Linked DNA regions of Mus musculus: region 1 is linked to region 2. Evidence: chromatin loops called from intact Hi-C (ENCODE). Cell type or tissue: left cerebral cortex. All regions are shown on one strand. Each heading gives the region's core, and the rest is flanking DNA. Links, peaks and the distances in the headings are about the cores only. Region 1 overlaps Adgrg3 (adhesion G protein-coupled receptor G3). Region 2 overlaps Drc7 (dynein regulatory complex subunit 7).

Region 1 (4,392 bases), core at 244-4,243, 52 kb before region 2:
GCGCGCGTGCGTGCATGCGTGTGTGTGTGTGTGTGTGTGTGTGTGTGTGTGTGTGTGCATGTGTGTGTGTGTGTATGCATGATGTGGGGGAACTAACATGCCACAGCATGTGTGTGTGTGTGTGTGAGTGTGTGTGTATGCATGATGTGGGGGAACTAACATGCCACAGCATATTCTCGAAGTCAGTTCTCTCCTTCCACCTTTACATATGTTCTGAGACTTGTGACAAACACCTGCTCCCTGAGCCATCTCACCAGCCCTATTGCCTGTTACTCTGTTCTGTTCTGCTCTTCTCTGTCTGTTTTCTATTCTAAACTAGGCAGGCATGGCTGTTGAAACATCTTTAATCCCCAAATTCAGGAGGTGGAAGCAGAGGATCAAAGAGACCAAGTCCATCCTCAGGTACTTGGTGAATGAGGCCAGCCTAACCTAGATAAGACTAGACTCTCACAGACAAAAAGAGAAGAGAACAAAACAATAAAAACAATTGCTTTCTACACCAAGACCAGAAGAATGCTCCTCCTCTGGTTTCTTCAAAAGCTTCGTGGCTTCCTTGCTCACGGGTCTAAGATCTGACAAGAAAGGAGCAGACAGAGGAAAAACTTGCTGTTTGTTAAGGGCTGTGGGGTCTCAGGTTTGCTTCTCTTCCTTTACACACATCCCCTGAGACCCTGATGCCCTGCTGTGGCTCTGTAGCCCTTGTGCCTGTCTGTGGGCAGAGTCTCATCTCACCCAGACCATAGTCAGCGCTGAGCTACATTCTTCCCCTGCACATGACTGTCCTGATGACACACAGGAAGCCAAACAGTAGCTTCCTTCCCTTAATGTGCTCTTACGGTCCATTCCTGCTGTGACCAGTAAGGTGTGTTTTGTGACCAGCAGTGACCTCCATTCATCAGTAATTCAAACTCGCAGTAGAAAGAGCTTAGGAAGAACAGATGTCCCTAGGAGAAGAGAGGCCACAGGCGCTGAACCTCATATTCATGGTTTTCTACTGGATGTCACCTCAAGGTCGTTCCTGTCCTAGCTACTGTTGACAGCGTGCCACAATCGTCATGTATGACTTGGCTTCTCCATGTATTCTAGGAAAATAAACAACTTCCTGATTCAGAATCAGAAGCCCAGCCGGGCGTGGTGGCACACGCCTTTAGTCCCAGCACTCGGGAGGCAGAGGCAGAAGGATTTCTGAGTTCAAGGCCAGCCTGATCTACAGAGTGAGTTCCAGGACAGACAGGGCTATACAGAGAAACCCTGTCTCAAAAAACAAAAACAACAAACAAACAAACAAAAAACAGAATCAGAAGCCCAAAGCCATGGTTCTTAAATAATAGATACACTGGGGGGAAATAATAATAATAATAATAATAATAATAATAATAATAATAATAATAATAATTTTGTTATATTTAAATGCACAAATCTCAGAGCTAGAGAGGGTGGCTCGGAGCAAAGAGGACTTGCTGCTCTTGCAGATGATTCGAGCTAAAGTCCCTGCACCAGATGGCTCCCAGCCACCTGTAACTTCTGTTGCAGGGGACCTGATAACCGGTTCTGGCCTCTTTCAGCTCCTGTCTCAAAGGGTGTGCAATGTGACCACACACATCCTTCTGACCCCTCACTCAGAAAGCTGAAAAAAAAAATGTTTCTAGTCTCACAGAAGGCCTCTCATGCCTCCCCCAAGTAACACTCCTCCAAGTGGCAATCATGATTTTTATTTTTATTTATTTTTAGATTTTTTCTAGATTTATATATTTTAATTTTGTGTGTTTTGCTAACATGTGTATGTGCACCATACACATGCAATACCTGCGGAGGCCAGAAGAGGGCACCAGATCCATTGGAGCTGGAGTTATGAATGGTTGTGAACCACCGTATATATATGTGTCTTTTGCAAGAGCAACAAATGCTTTTAATCACTGAGCCATCTCTCCAGCCCTTGATGGTGACTCTTGACAGTCAATGTGATTCTGCTGAGCAACTAGAAAACCACAGAGCATACCTCTGACCTTATCAATGGTTCAACATACTCATGGATCCAAACCCTGCATAAACTGCTGGGGACAGGAGAGTGGAACTGGGAAGGTAGCCTACGTGGAGGCATCCCTTGGAAAGGTACCGCCTGGCCCTGTCCACTTCCTATTAAGCTCTCTGCTCCCCAGCAGCAATAACGGGAGCAGCCTCTTCCATACATCGCCATGACTTCCTGCCTCACCACGGCAGAGAAACAGGAAAGGTGCTGAACTGTGGGCTGAGCCCTCTGAAGCCATGAGCCGAAACAAATAGTTTTCCTTTTAAACTGTGTCTCTCAGGCAAAGCACACGATAACAACGGTACCCTGTGGCTACTGTTCTATACCCCAGTGCTTTATTTATTTTATTTATTTATTTTAACTTTTCTTGTTCTCAGGTAACACATAATTTTCCCCTTATCAACATGCCTATGCCCCAGTTGTTGTTTTCTCCTCCTCCTCCTCCTCCTCCTCCTCCTCCTCCTCCTCCTCCTTCTTCTTCTCTCTCTCTCTCTCTCTCTCTCTCTCTCTCTCTCTCCATGCAAATAGATTGCATTATGTTGTCCATGTGCCGATTGATGGGCATTTGACTTGGTGCCGGATCTTGATGAGTCTGAATACTGTTCCCAGGAATGTTTTAATTCAAGTCTTTGAGTCCATATGTTACCATTTGGTGGGGGGGATCTCTGCCTGGGAACAGAATTGCTGGAATATACACTGGATGTATGCTGAGCTCCATAAAAGACTATCGGACTGTTTCCCAAAGTGGTGGTGCCATTTGCATCCTGTCAGCAGAACCTCGTGTATTTCTGGCCACTCGAGTGTAGAGGACATCACCTGAGCTTCCCGCTGGCATTTTGTCATGAACAATGAACTTCAACATCTTTGTATGTGCTCACTGACCGTTTTGGAGAGTTTCTTTTTTTCATTTTTTTCTTTTTTCCTTATTATAGATGGTTGTGAGCCACCATGTGGTTGCTGGGATTTGAACTCAGGAACTTTGGAAGAGCAGTCAGTGCTCTTACCTGCTGAGGCATCTCACCAGCCCAAGATTTATTTATTATTATACCTAAGTACACTGTAGCTATCTTCAGATGCACCAGAAGAGGGCTTCAGATCTCACTATGGTTGTGAGCCACCATGTGGTTGTTGGGATTTGAACTCAGGACCTTGGGAAGAGCAGTCAGTGCTTTTAACAGCTGAGCCATCTCTCCAGCCCCTGGAGATTTTCTTTGGTTAAAATGGTTCTCTCTCTGTGTCTGTGTCTCTGTCTCCCTCTCTCTTCCTCCTTTCCTCCCTCCTTCTTTCCCTCCTTCTCTTCCTCCTTCCTTCTTCTGGTTTCTTTTTCAGAACTTTCAGGTCACTTTCAGACAGATGGGAGTCACCTCAATGTACCTACATGGTTCATATAGGGTATAGGGGCCAGGGGTCTGTCAAGTAGCTTGCTTTTATCTATCCTCTTGGAGAGTGGTCACTGGGAGCAGCTTGGCATGAGGCAGATGTCCGGATTGAATCCACGCAGGGACTGGAGGAGTGGCTGTGCGGATACTTCTGAATGGGAGCACCGCACTCACACTCAGGATGATTGGCAGCTCCCGTGTGGGGGTGGGTCTGTAATCCCAGCCTCAGGAGATGGAAGAGGAGGGCTGTGAGCTTGAGGCCAGCCCAGGCCGGTCTCATAGAAGAGAAAGGGAAGGCACCAAAGCAACAGACAATACTAAGAATTTACTATATCTGAGAGCCATACTGGGGACTCTTCCTTAGGACCCTGGATTGAGCTGGTTTGCAAAGGTGAGAAAGATCACAAGGTAGGAACACATCATATAAGCAAATATTCAGTCATCTTTTTTTGTAGCAACAAAAATCTTAATGCTTCTAAAATTTCCTATTTTATTTGGTACCAATAAAAGCCAACAGTTCTCTAGCAGTCAAAGCTGGATAATCTGTGTTGCTCAATGAATTCTGACAGCCTCAGCCCTCTGTTTCTGGTCAGTGGTCTTCTTCTGCTGTCTCAAATATGACTTGAATATAGTTATATGGTTTACTTTTCTATCCTACAATTCATCTTTTGTTTTCTCTATAGAGCCTTCCCTTCTTGATAACTATGGCTATTTAAAAACAGAGGCAAAACTGGGCTGTAGTTTATTGGTAGAGCACTTGCCTAGCATGCCTGAGATCCTGTATCACACACACACATGCACACACACATGCACACGCACATGCACACACACACACGCGCACACAACACACATGCACACACACACATGCACACGCACACAGAGAGAGAGAGAGAGAGAGAGAGAGAGAGAGAGAACTCCTTTTGTCTCCATAGCTACTCCCTTTCATGGACTCAGTCTGGACTGAGCCATCACCTAATCAGAGTT
Region 2 (4,392 bases), core at 262-4,261:
GAAAGAATGAGAACTACATGCCCACCTCTACCAGGGCTTTCACTGAGGCTGTGACCTGAGCTGGGAATCCAGCCAACTGACTCAGGCACAGGTTGAACACCAAGACTCAGCCACGCAATGCAGGGCTTTGGCTTTACCCACTCTCGCCAAGTGGGAGGACCAGTTTGGGTTCCCAGGCTCGAGGCTAAATCCTCTTCATCAAGCAGTGCAGATCTCTAAAGAAGTTTGGAGTTGGCCTGGCAAGGCTTGGCTTTGGAATGTTCTTGGATCTATAGGAAAGGGCAACAGCTCCTGTCCTCATGTTCTCTGGCTCCTGTGTGCCCCATGTAAGGCCGGCCTTATGGGCAAAAGAGAAAAATGGGAGCTCAGAATCTTTGCTAACCCACTGCCACTCACTATAAGTGTCTGCTTTGGACTTTCCAGACCTGAGCTGGTCTGTTTTCAGAGGAGGAAACTAAGGCTCAGACTGATTGATGAATTCGTGTCAGAAACAGGAATTACATGTTAGAAAGAAATAAACAGGGAGAAGGAGGCAATCGTGTCTCATAATCCTGGGACATGGATTTAGGGCCTGGCTTTTACCATTGCACAATGGACTCAGCTGCTCCGGAGGTCTCCTGCATATCCCGATCTTTCAGCTGGTTCCCTGGCCCACAGGAGCGCGTCTTGCATGAGGAGCACCTGCGGCAGGTGGAGGCCCAGCTGGACTACCTGGCCCCATTCCTGGCCCAGCTCCCTCCAGGCGAGAAGCTAACCCGTTGGCAGGCGGTGCGTCTCAAGGACGAGTGTCTCAGCGACTTCAAGCAGCGGCTCATCGACAAGGCTAACCTCATCCAGGCTCGCTTTGAGAAGGTGTGGCCAGGGCCCAGGCAGGGGAGGTGACCTCACCATCCTCAGTGAGAAAACGGGACCTGAGGTCTTTGCTCAGTGCCTCACGGATCCGAGAGTGACAGATGAGCGGATGAGTGTGTGTCTGTGGCATCCAAATACCTGGTTTCTTCTTTCCCCTTTGTTATTGTATGAGTGGATGGATGGATGGTGGGTAGCTGGGTAAATGGATGAGTGGATGGATGGGTTACCAGGTGGTGGTGGGGTGGGCAGGTACAGTTGGATGTGCAGTGAGGATTAGAAGTGGAGTGTGGGTGGATGGTTGGTTGGTTGGATGGATGGATGGATGGATGATGGTATGGATGGGTAACTAAGATGGGCAGACAGGGGGATACAAGAGTGGATGGGTAGGTTTGTGAATGGATGGACGGTTGGATGGTACATTATAATAGCTCCTAGTCCTTGGCCTGTTTCCGTGAGACAGGTGAGGTGCGTACCACGTGGTCCCCACGCAGTGTCTTGGTCTGCAGAGTGCAGAGAAGAGTTGGGTGGAATGGGACCCACCTTGTTTTCGGAGACGAACTGCTGGGGGCTCTGAGCACGCCCGCAACATGTCTAGCTCATGTAGCTATTTTGTGTGTATGGGTGTTTTGTCTGTATGTGTGCATGCCCACCACATGCATGCCTAGTGCCCTCAGAGGCTAGAAGAGGTCATCGCATCCCCCGGGACTGGAGTTTCAGATGATTCTGAGCCTCCATGTGCATTTTGAGAATCTAACCCCAGTCCTCTGGAGAGCAGGGAGTCCCCTGCTTCATTTTTTGAGACAGGGTTTCACTCTTTGGCCTTCACTGACCTGGAACTTGCTGTATAGACCAGACTGGCCTTAAACTCACAAAGATCCATCTGCCTCTGCCTAATGGGAGCTGGGATTAAAGGTGTGCACATCCCACCCAGTTGTTTTGATTTTATATATGAGCTGCTAGGAGTGGAACCCAGGGCCATGCACTAAACCACATCCCTAGCTCTCGCTGACTGTTTTGGCCCTGTTCTGATTTCATGCACATGCTGTCCTTTAAATCATGACCCCAGCAGTTTCCACCCAAGATATTTTGGGATGCTCTAACTGTGTCCCTTTCCTTGGGGGTCCGGGTTGGGGTGTTATCCTCTTGAGGCTGCCTGATCATCTATGGAACTACAGCCTGGCTGCAGATCAGTTCGCACATTCCCATGTTCATCTCTGTATGCTTCTAGGAGACCCAGGAGCTGCAGAAGAAGCAGCAATGGTACCAGGAGAACCAGGTAACCCTGACGCCGGAGGATGAAAACCTGTACCTGAGCTACTGTTCTCAGGCCATGTTCCGCATCCGAATCTTGGAACAGCGGCTCAATCGGTAAGGGGCAGAGCCGGGAGGACTCCTGGGAGCACTCTGATAGCTTGGATATCCCTCACCTTCTCCTCCCTCCCTCTGCTCAGGCACAAAGAGCTGGCTCCACTGAAGTACCTGGCGCTGGAGGAAAAGCTCTACAAAGACCCACGCTTAATAGACTTCGTAAAAGTCTTTGTTTGATGGCCCCTCCTGGAACTACGGCAGACCCTGCCAGAGAATGGAGTCTCTCCCTTCTCCCCAACCACTATGATCCTATACTAGCCTCGCTGCCACACTACCTCCCTATCCCTCATAGCCTCCCTCAAATAAATGCATTTCCTGTTTGCCATTTATACTTCAGTGTTTACAAGCTCCAATCTACACCACCCTAAATCTTTTTCTGTCATCTTCTCTTCTGGATTATCAAGTGTTGGCTCTCCAGATGGTTCCATGGTCACCTGCCAAGATCTGCTGAGAGCTCAATGTGTTGATGGTGGAGCAGCTCCTAAAGTGAGAGCGGCTTAGCTAAGGAACACACCCCAGGACCAGGCGGCTTGATATTAGAGGACAAGAGACAGAATCCAAGTTCCTCTTTCATTTACCACCTGTGAAATGGGGCTATCCATGTTTCCTGAAGTAAGACTTAAAAAGCAGAGAAAACTGGGTATAGTAGCCCATGCCTGTAATCTAAGCAGGAGGATCAGAGTTTAAGATCTGTCTCATCTACATAAGGAATCTGTTTCAACTACATGGGTCACATGAAGCTCTGTTTAAAAAAAAAAATAAACAAAAAATAAAAGGGACTGGAGAGATGGCACTGACTGCTCATCCAGAGGTCCTGAGTTCAATTCCCAGCAACCACATGGTGGCTCACAACCATCTGTAATAAGATGCCCTCTTCGGGTGTGTCTGAAGACAGCAACAGTGTATTCATATACACATAAATAATTAAAACAAGAAGGAGGAGGAGGAAGAGGAAGAGGAGGGGAAGGAGGAGGAGAGAAGAAGAAGAAGAAGAAGAAGAAGAAGAAGAAGAAGAAGAAGAAGAAGAAGAAGAAGAAGAAGAGAAAAGAAAAGAAAAGAAAAGAAAAGAAGAAGAAAAGAAGGAAAGAAGAAGAAGAAGGAGAAGAAGAAGAAGAAAAGAAGACCTTGCCTGTAATCTTCTCCAGGGCATGACACACTCAAGACAGGTCTCACAGCGGCTGTGGTTGCCTGTACTACCTGGGCCAGTGGTTAGGCAATCATGTATCAGGGAGGGACTCCTGGGGCTCTCTTCTTGTTGAATTACTGGCTGCTGCTGAATTCCGGTTGCGGGGCAGTCATTGTTTTCACTCAAAGATGAGCCCAGTAAGCTTTAATGCATAGTTCCAAACCCATGGTTAAAGCCAGGGGTGCATGCTCATGTGGTAGCCCATGCCTTTAATGCCAGCTCTTCATCTCTGTCAGTCCAAGGCCAGCCTGATCTACAAAGTGAGACCCTGATACAGAGGGAGGAGAGAAGAGAGAGAGGAAGGGTAGTGGGAGATCCAAGAGACAGAAATAGGATGATCTTAGAAGAGTCAAGTATGCCAAGAGTGCAGAATCTTGTCTGGTTCCTATAAAGATACTGTGCCCCGCCCCCCACATGTGTGGTGTGTGTGTACACATGTCCCATTGTATCACTATGCATTGTCCTCTGACATTCTTCACCTTATTCCCTCGAGTCAGGGTCTCTCACTGAACCCGTAGTTAGGATGACAACCAACAATCTTAGTAATCCTCTTGTTTCTGCTCCCTATAACACTGCTCCTTATAAGCACACATGCACCATGCCCAGATTTTTACATGGGTCGTGAGGATTTGAACTCAGGTCTTCATTCTTGCACTGCAATCACTCTTAGCCACTGAGCCTTGCCATTTCTCTTGGTCCTAGGTAGTTTGTATTTCCAGTGCTGGGGATTGAACCTAGTGCCTCCTACATACCAGTCAAGACTCTCTTATCACTGAGCTACATCCCCAGTCTTGTTCCTGCTTATAAGTTATGTGTATTGGGGATGGTGACAGTCATTTTAATATAGTCTGCATGTTAGAGAATGAAGTTATTTCAGGGGTGGTGACATTGGTTATGTGACTAAGGGCCCTTAACGATCTTCAGGCTCAGTGTTGCCATGACTGAAATGTCTTAGGATCTGTAATGTACATATAATTGTATAAACA

The links. Hi-C counts contacts between places; a loop is a spot of excess contacts. Peaks named below come from ENCODE experiments on the same cell type or tissue, not always from the same donor. Only the 100,000 strongest peaks of a DNase experiment are listed, where the experiment ranks them.
Region 1: it touches region 2 in a loop (2.6-fold over the local background); 6 of 42 quality-filtered maps call a loop at or near these places.

The regions. Positions count from the first base shown.
Region 1 is chr8:95,023,790-95,028,181 of GRCm38, forward strand. All of the region lies in intron 2 of Adgrg3 (adhesion G protein-coupled receptor G3), which reads left to right. Among named protein-coding and RNA genes, the nearest start is that of Gm51544, 5.7 kb to the left of the region's middle. In left cerebral cortex, for the core only: a CTCF peak has its summit at 1,825 (motif pointing right); no DNase peak of the experiment used is centred there.
Region 2 is chr8:95,075,593-95,079,984 of GRCm38, forward strand. It overlaps Drc7 (dynein regulatory complex subunit 7), which reads left to right. Exons shown (of 18, transcript NM_001042715.3): 16 at 658-852; 17 at 2,081-2,220; 18 at 2,304-2,549. The coding sequence ends at 2,397. Among named protein-coding and RNA genes, the nearest start is that of Katnb1, 3.4 kb to the right of the region's middle. In left cerebral cortex, for the core only: no CTCF peak of the experiment used is centred there; a DNase peak (open chromatin) is centred at 2,655.